2 separate regions of the Homo sapiens genome follow, and region 1 is linked to region 2. A link is a contact called in ENCODE Hi-C data. All regions are on one chromosome and are shown on one strand. Each heading gives the region's core, a stretch centred on a gene start or an enhancer-like site at or near the end of the contact. The rest is flanking DNA. Distances are from core to core; before and after follow the strand shown.

What was found. Hi-C counts contacts between places; a loop is a spot of excess contacts on that map. Pooled maps may share reads with other maps.
Region 1: a loop to region 2 is called in a pooled map, with 5 times the contacts of the local background. The contact joins the enhancer-like site here to the promoter of WDR44 in region 2. A Hi-C loop is called at or near these places in 3 of 37 single-sample maps with no recorded cell type and 3 of 50 pooled maps.

The regions. Positions count from the first base shown.
Region 1 is chrX:118,751,064-118,753,865 of GRCh38, forward strand. All of the region lies in intron 4 of IL13RA1 (interleukin 13 receptor subunit alpha 1), which reads left to right. Among named protein-coding and RNA genes, the nearest start is that of IL13RA1, 25 kb to the left of the region's middle. RefSeq lists an enhancer at 1,183-1,282. Within about 2 kb of position 1,293, at least 3 of the 41 ENCODE cell types and tissues checked have a DNase peak (open chromatin) inside an H3K27ac peak, as active enhancers do.
Region 2 is chrX:118,344,739-118,347,468 of GRCh38, forward strand. WDR44 (WD repeat domain 44) reads left to right here and starts at 1,368. Exons shown (of 20, transcript NM_019045.5): 1 at 1,368-1,842. The coding sequence starts at 1,766. RefSeq lists enhancers at 599-718, 909-958, 1,500-2,043.

The sequences.
Region 1 (2,802 bases), core at 43-2,542, 410 kb after region 2:
CCCAAAGTGCTGGGATTACAGGTGTGAGCCACCACACCCAGCCTCAAAAAGTAGTTTAGCTTCCTGCAAAACAACTTTGATATTTTGATATTTGATACTTTAGTATTTGGTATTTGTGACTATATCTACTACAAAGTTTGTTAAATTTCTAAGTTAGTCTTCCATCATTCCCTTTAGAGCCTAGAATTATTAGCAACAGAACAAGGAAGAAAGACCAGATTAATCCAGTTTAATTCAGTAAACCTTTATTTAGAACACTTTGTGGATAAACCACTGAATGCACAGCAGAGACAAAAAACATATCTCTTCTCTCCTAAAGCTCAAAATATAGAGGAGAAGATAGTGCCTGATACAGTGACCTGCATTAAATTAAGTAAGACAGTGTATGCTGAAGGCTGTTGCAGAGGGATAGATAGATTCCTGTGGGAAGTTAGGTTGGAGCTTGGGGTGGTGGTCGAGGGGAGGTGGATGGGTGGATGGAGAGGGGACTGAGAGGCTTTGATGAAGGAGGAAGACTGCCTAGATGGGGGAGTTTCTCTGATGCTGGCCTCTGGGGAAGAGCATTTTGAGAAATGGAGGTATTTAATCGTTGTGATGTCAGGGTGGAGAAGGGGAGACCTAGCATAGGCAGTCTGCCTCTACATGGCCTTGTTCCCTGACTGTCATTTGTTAAGACTTCTTCTGAGAGAATGGGATGTGGAGAGCCATGTCCAAGACTTGTGAAGCTACTGGATAAACATGGCCTTTCATGCTAGAGTGTCTATTTTGCCTGATGACATGATGGAAAGCATTTTTGATACATTAAAACACTCATGGCTATATCATGGAATAGAATGCAAAAAAAAAAAAAAAAAAAGTAACACACATTTTTGGATGAAAACCTCCAAAGTTGCCCCAGGATTCACATCCGCACTCCTCCCTGGTGGAAGGATCCTCCTGGCAAAGTTGGGAAATCCTGCAGGTGGAGCCAGAAGTTCTGTGTGGTTATGTCTGAGGTCTGTTTCTTTTTCCCCCCCTGATGTAAATCTCATTTGAGGTTTTGTAGTTTCACCTGCTCACTCTTGGTACCTGTTGTTTCTCCTTTACTTAAAACCCTTCAGTGGCTCCCTGGTGGCTTTAGGTTAAAGTCCAAACTCTCCAGCATGACAGACAAATCGCTTTATGACAGACCTGGCCCCTGTCAACCTCTCCAGACTCGGTTGCATCTGCCTCCATGCACCCCCGCCCCTCTTGCAGCCTACCATTCGCCCGCAGCAAACTTCTTTCAGTTCCTCAGACTGCTTTCTTCAAATACTCAAACACAACACTAGATTTCAAACAGAATATTCAAACAGAATAGTGGAAACATTCTGCATCCTCTTGTAGCCTAGGCCTTTCCTTTTCATTTGGATGCCTCTTATTTGTCTTTATCCTTATTTCAGCCCAGACACCATTTCCTCTCCAGAAAGCCTTCCTTGACCTCTCAAGTCTAGACATGTGTCCCTTCCTCTTGTCTCACGGCACCTTGCAATTTCTTGTGTCATACTACCCAGCACATTGTGTTGTCATTTCCTGTTACTTGGTGGTAGCCTGCTACAGGCTTCAGTTTCTCTTGAGAGCGGGAGCTGTGTCTTGTTTCTCCTGGTGCCTGATATATAGTAGGTATTCCATAAATAAGTTGTGAATGTTTGGTAGGATCCAAAGCTAGAGAATATTCAGGGTTGCGGTGATGACTTATGAGGTATAAGCAACTGAGGAATATTATGGTTCATGAATAAAAAGAGAGAAGGATTGAGTAGATCCAGCTCCCTAAAGAATTGCTAAGAAGGGGCCAAAGAACTAAGCCTTACTAAGAAGGAGTAGCCTGGCTGTTGATGTTGTAGTAAAGTTTAGGGAGAGCTGTTACACAGGCTTTTAAGATGTCTTGTGAGTTGGCAGCATCCATGTGTTTATTATGCTATTAACCCCTCTTGTTTTCCCTGGAATCATTATTGGTAAAACCGCAGGGAAAACCTTTAAAGAATCTATGTCTATATAAGGGACTGGAAAAGAAGGGAAGAAGTCTTAAAACTGTATCTCATTCCATGGCAGACTGGGTAGAAAATTATCCCAGCTATTAGAATCAGGGTGGCACTGGAGGCAGATGGTAGCCTAGTCCTTGGGGTTCTTCTAAGACAAAAATAGGGAAGTGCCTTGGGGATATACTAGCAAAAACAAAGTCTCAATGCAAATTGTTAAAAGAATGTTTCCTCTGGGTGAATGAATTACAAAAAAACCTGGACTGACCAATTTGAAAAAGCATTCCTCTTCCTCTGGGCTGAAGCAGGCTCTCACCAAAGCTGAGAGCAGATGGTACTTGGGCTGGCTTTCAGCCCTCAGTTGATGTCTTTTTGCAGGGAACAATCTGCACAGCCACTGGAGGTCGCTCAAGATGCAATTCCAAGATAGTGGTGGGTCACTAGCATCCAAGGGGGCAGATATCAAGGATCCTACTTTTTTTTGCGATAGGGTCTTGCTCTGTTGCCCAAGCTGAAGTACAGTTGGTGTGATCATTGCCCACTGCGGCTTCAACCACCCAGGCCCAAGCCATCCCCCCATGTCAGCCTCCTGAGTTGCTGGGATCACAGGTGTGTACCACCATGCCCAGCTAATTTTTGTGTTTTTTGTAGAGATGGGGTTTTGCTATGTTGCCCAGGTTGCTCTCGAACTCCTGGGCTCAAGCCCGTCTCGGCCTCCCAAAGTGCTGGGATTATAGGCATGAGCCACCGCACCTGGCCTACTTCTTGTCATATACAGTCCCAGAGCTGGTCATCAGCAGGGGAT
Region 2 (2,730 bases), core at 118-2,617:
TGTCTCCAATTCTGAAACTTCAAAAGCTCTGGAAACCAAGTTTCTGTTTTTTTTTTTTTTTAGTAATTTATTTGACAGTCAAATAGATCTATCTTAAACTTATTTGGCAGAAGCGTCTGACTCAAACTGAATGAGGCTATTTACTTGTATTTATTTATCCCGTATGAACAATCATATATCTTGCTGCAAAAATATTAATATATTTGATTACGCAGTGTTTTCCCTAAACTCCCTGGGGTATTATAGAATATACAGTATATGACATTTGGTTTTTACCCAAGTCCACTAGACCACAGCAGACCTTGCCCTGATTGCTTGACAAAGTCTAGAGCCCCTTTCCAGTTTCTCTGAGACCATACCCCTGGCTCCAATCCAGCCTTTTCTTGAATACTAATTGAGGCTGCACGAACAGCTCAAAATGCCTATCATGATGTCAGTTGGAGAAATAAATATGCTGTGTGATCATACTGAAAGTCAATGTTATCACCTTGATGGTCAATGACCCGTGGTTTAAGAAGGAACATCTCGGTTTTTTAAAAAGTACCTTTCTATTTTTATCACCGGACGCTGGGCAGTTGAGGATCAGAATTAAGCCATTAGCTCGTAGGCTTGCAATGATATCTGCTCAATAAATATTTACCATTTAGCTGACGCACATCTTGGGCAGTATGTAAGAACTTCTCTCACACTGTGTTGGCAGCGACAGACATGTGCGGAGAAAAAGTAACCGGAGGCCTAATACTGGCTCAGCTCCAGCAATAAATCCATCATTACACCATGGAACTGGCACACTCCCCGTGTATATCTCAAGGACCCCACCCTCTGGCCGGCAGGATCATATCTAGGGATCTCAATTAGAGATCTCGTAGTGAATAAGGGCGAGTTATTCTCGTAACGCCAGAGGTGGTGGACCTGCCGACGCCCTAGGGTGGGACATTCCGGGCTTGGATAGTAAGACATCGTAAATATACGCCAAAATGTCCACACCAACGTTTCCCGAGAGTATTTCTTTACAAGTAAAAGACCGACTCAAAATCACCCCTCTCAAAACGCGTCTCTTTGGAACTGCAGAGTTAGGGAGTAAGACTTTCTGCCTGACCCCACCTACGTCGGCCGCGCGCTCTCAGAGCCAGGGCACCACGCTGCTCCTGCGCAGGTCCTAGACTCCTCCCTTCGGGAGGCTCACCCCCTCCCTTCTCGGCTACTTCCGGCCCTCACCGAACGCCCTCAACGCGCTTGCGCCGTTTTGATAGGCTTCTCGGGCCGAAGTAATCGGAGCGCTGCCTCTCTGGAACCGCCCCCGCCACCTCTTCGCCCCGCCCACGTATTACCGCCCCTCCGAAATCTCGCGAGGGTAGGTGCGCGTCGGTATTTTGCGGGCAACTAGCTCTTCCAGCTGCTGTAAATTGCTGCTGCGGGAGAAACTGGAGCCGCTGTAGCCGGCGCGCCCTTCTTCCCTTACTGCGAGGAGCCACCGCCTCTTTCGCGCTCCTTATACACCTATCACTGGGAGCGGTGGCAGCAACATTCCCTGGACCAACCGCCGCCTCTTCAGGCGGCCGCTTTGCCGGTCATTCCCGAAGCCCGGCAACTGAGGGCGGCCCCCTTTCCTTAACAGTCTCCTCGCTACAGATCGTCTGCTCCCTCAGCCTCGCCCGAGACCCACTTCCCCAGTCTCGCCCGGGTGGAGGTCGACGAGGAGGAGACAAGAGTCACCCTTCCTCCAGGCGGCGCCGGCCCCCTCACCCGCGGGTGTGTCCTATAAATGGCGTCGGAAAGCGACACCGAGGAATTCTATGATGCCCCTGAAGATGTGCACCTAGGGGGCGGCTACCCCGTGGGGTAAGTGACTGCAGCTATGACAGGAAGCCGGGCATCCCAAGCCCCCCGCATCTCCTGTGTCTTCCCCCTACACCCCTCCCAGGTCCCGCTGTGTCCGCCACCGCTGTTCCTCCCCGTCTCACTGGAGGACTTCAGAACCCAGACCTGGGGCTTCTTAGGGCGGGGTGACTCGGAGAAGGGGGAGTCAGCCACCTCGGGCAGCCTCCCGGCCGTTTCCCTACTGAACGGTCCCAGGGTCGGTCTCGGAGCCCGTTTCTCTTCTGATCCAGCCTTCTGTGAGGGGGAACAGCTTACGTGCCTGAGTCGGAGATTTGTATCTGTGGGGTTCTGAGCTTACCTTTCAAACATCCGTTTTGGCCTCGGGGACCGTAGATTAAAGGAGCAGTAACAGGAGAAATGTAACTTGTAGTTTTTTATTCTCCCGTTTACCGCTAACTTACCTATTCACTTCAGAGGTGGCTGTAACTCTCCCCTATTTGCCGTCCTCTTTTTCTTGCACACAGCGAAAAGGAGCGGGGGGAAGGTTGGGTATTTGCTTAAGAAAGTCCTCTAGCGAATGTACTCTAGATCAACAGTGTTTTATTAAAATAACACCTTATCGTGAGGTAAAGGAAATCGAATACACGGTCCCTATTAGGCAGAATGCGGTCTAAAAGGATGGCCAGACAGAAGAAATGTGCACAACTGACTGCAGAGGGACAAACAAGTGCTGAGTAATCTGGTGATTGGAAGGAGAGCCCCAGCTTTGTGTTCTTTATCTAATTCTGCAAGATGTTTTAGTGGTGATTAATATGGGTGATTCTGAATAGGAAGTACAGTAGTTGGAATGCTCGCTTGACTAGGACTTGTATTTACTTACCCACTTCTCCACTTTTCAAAGTTGGGGTA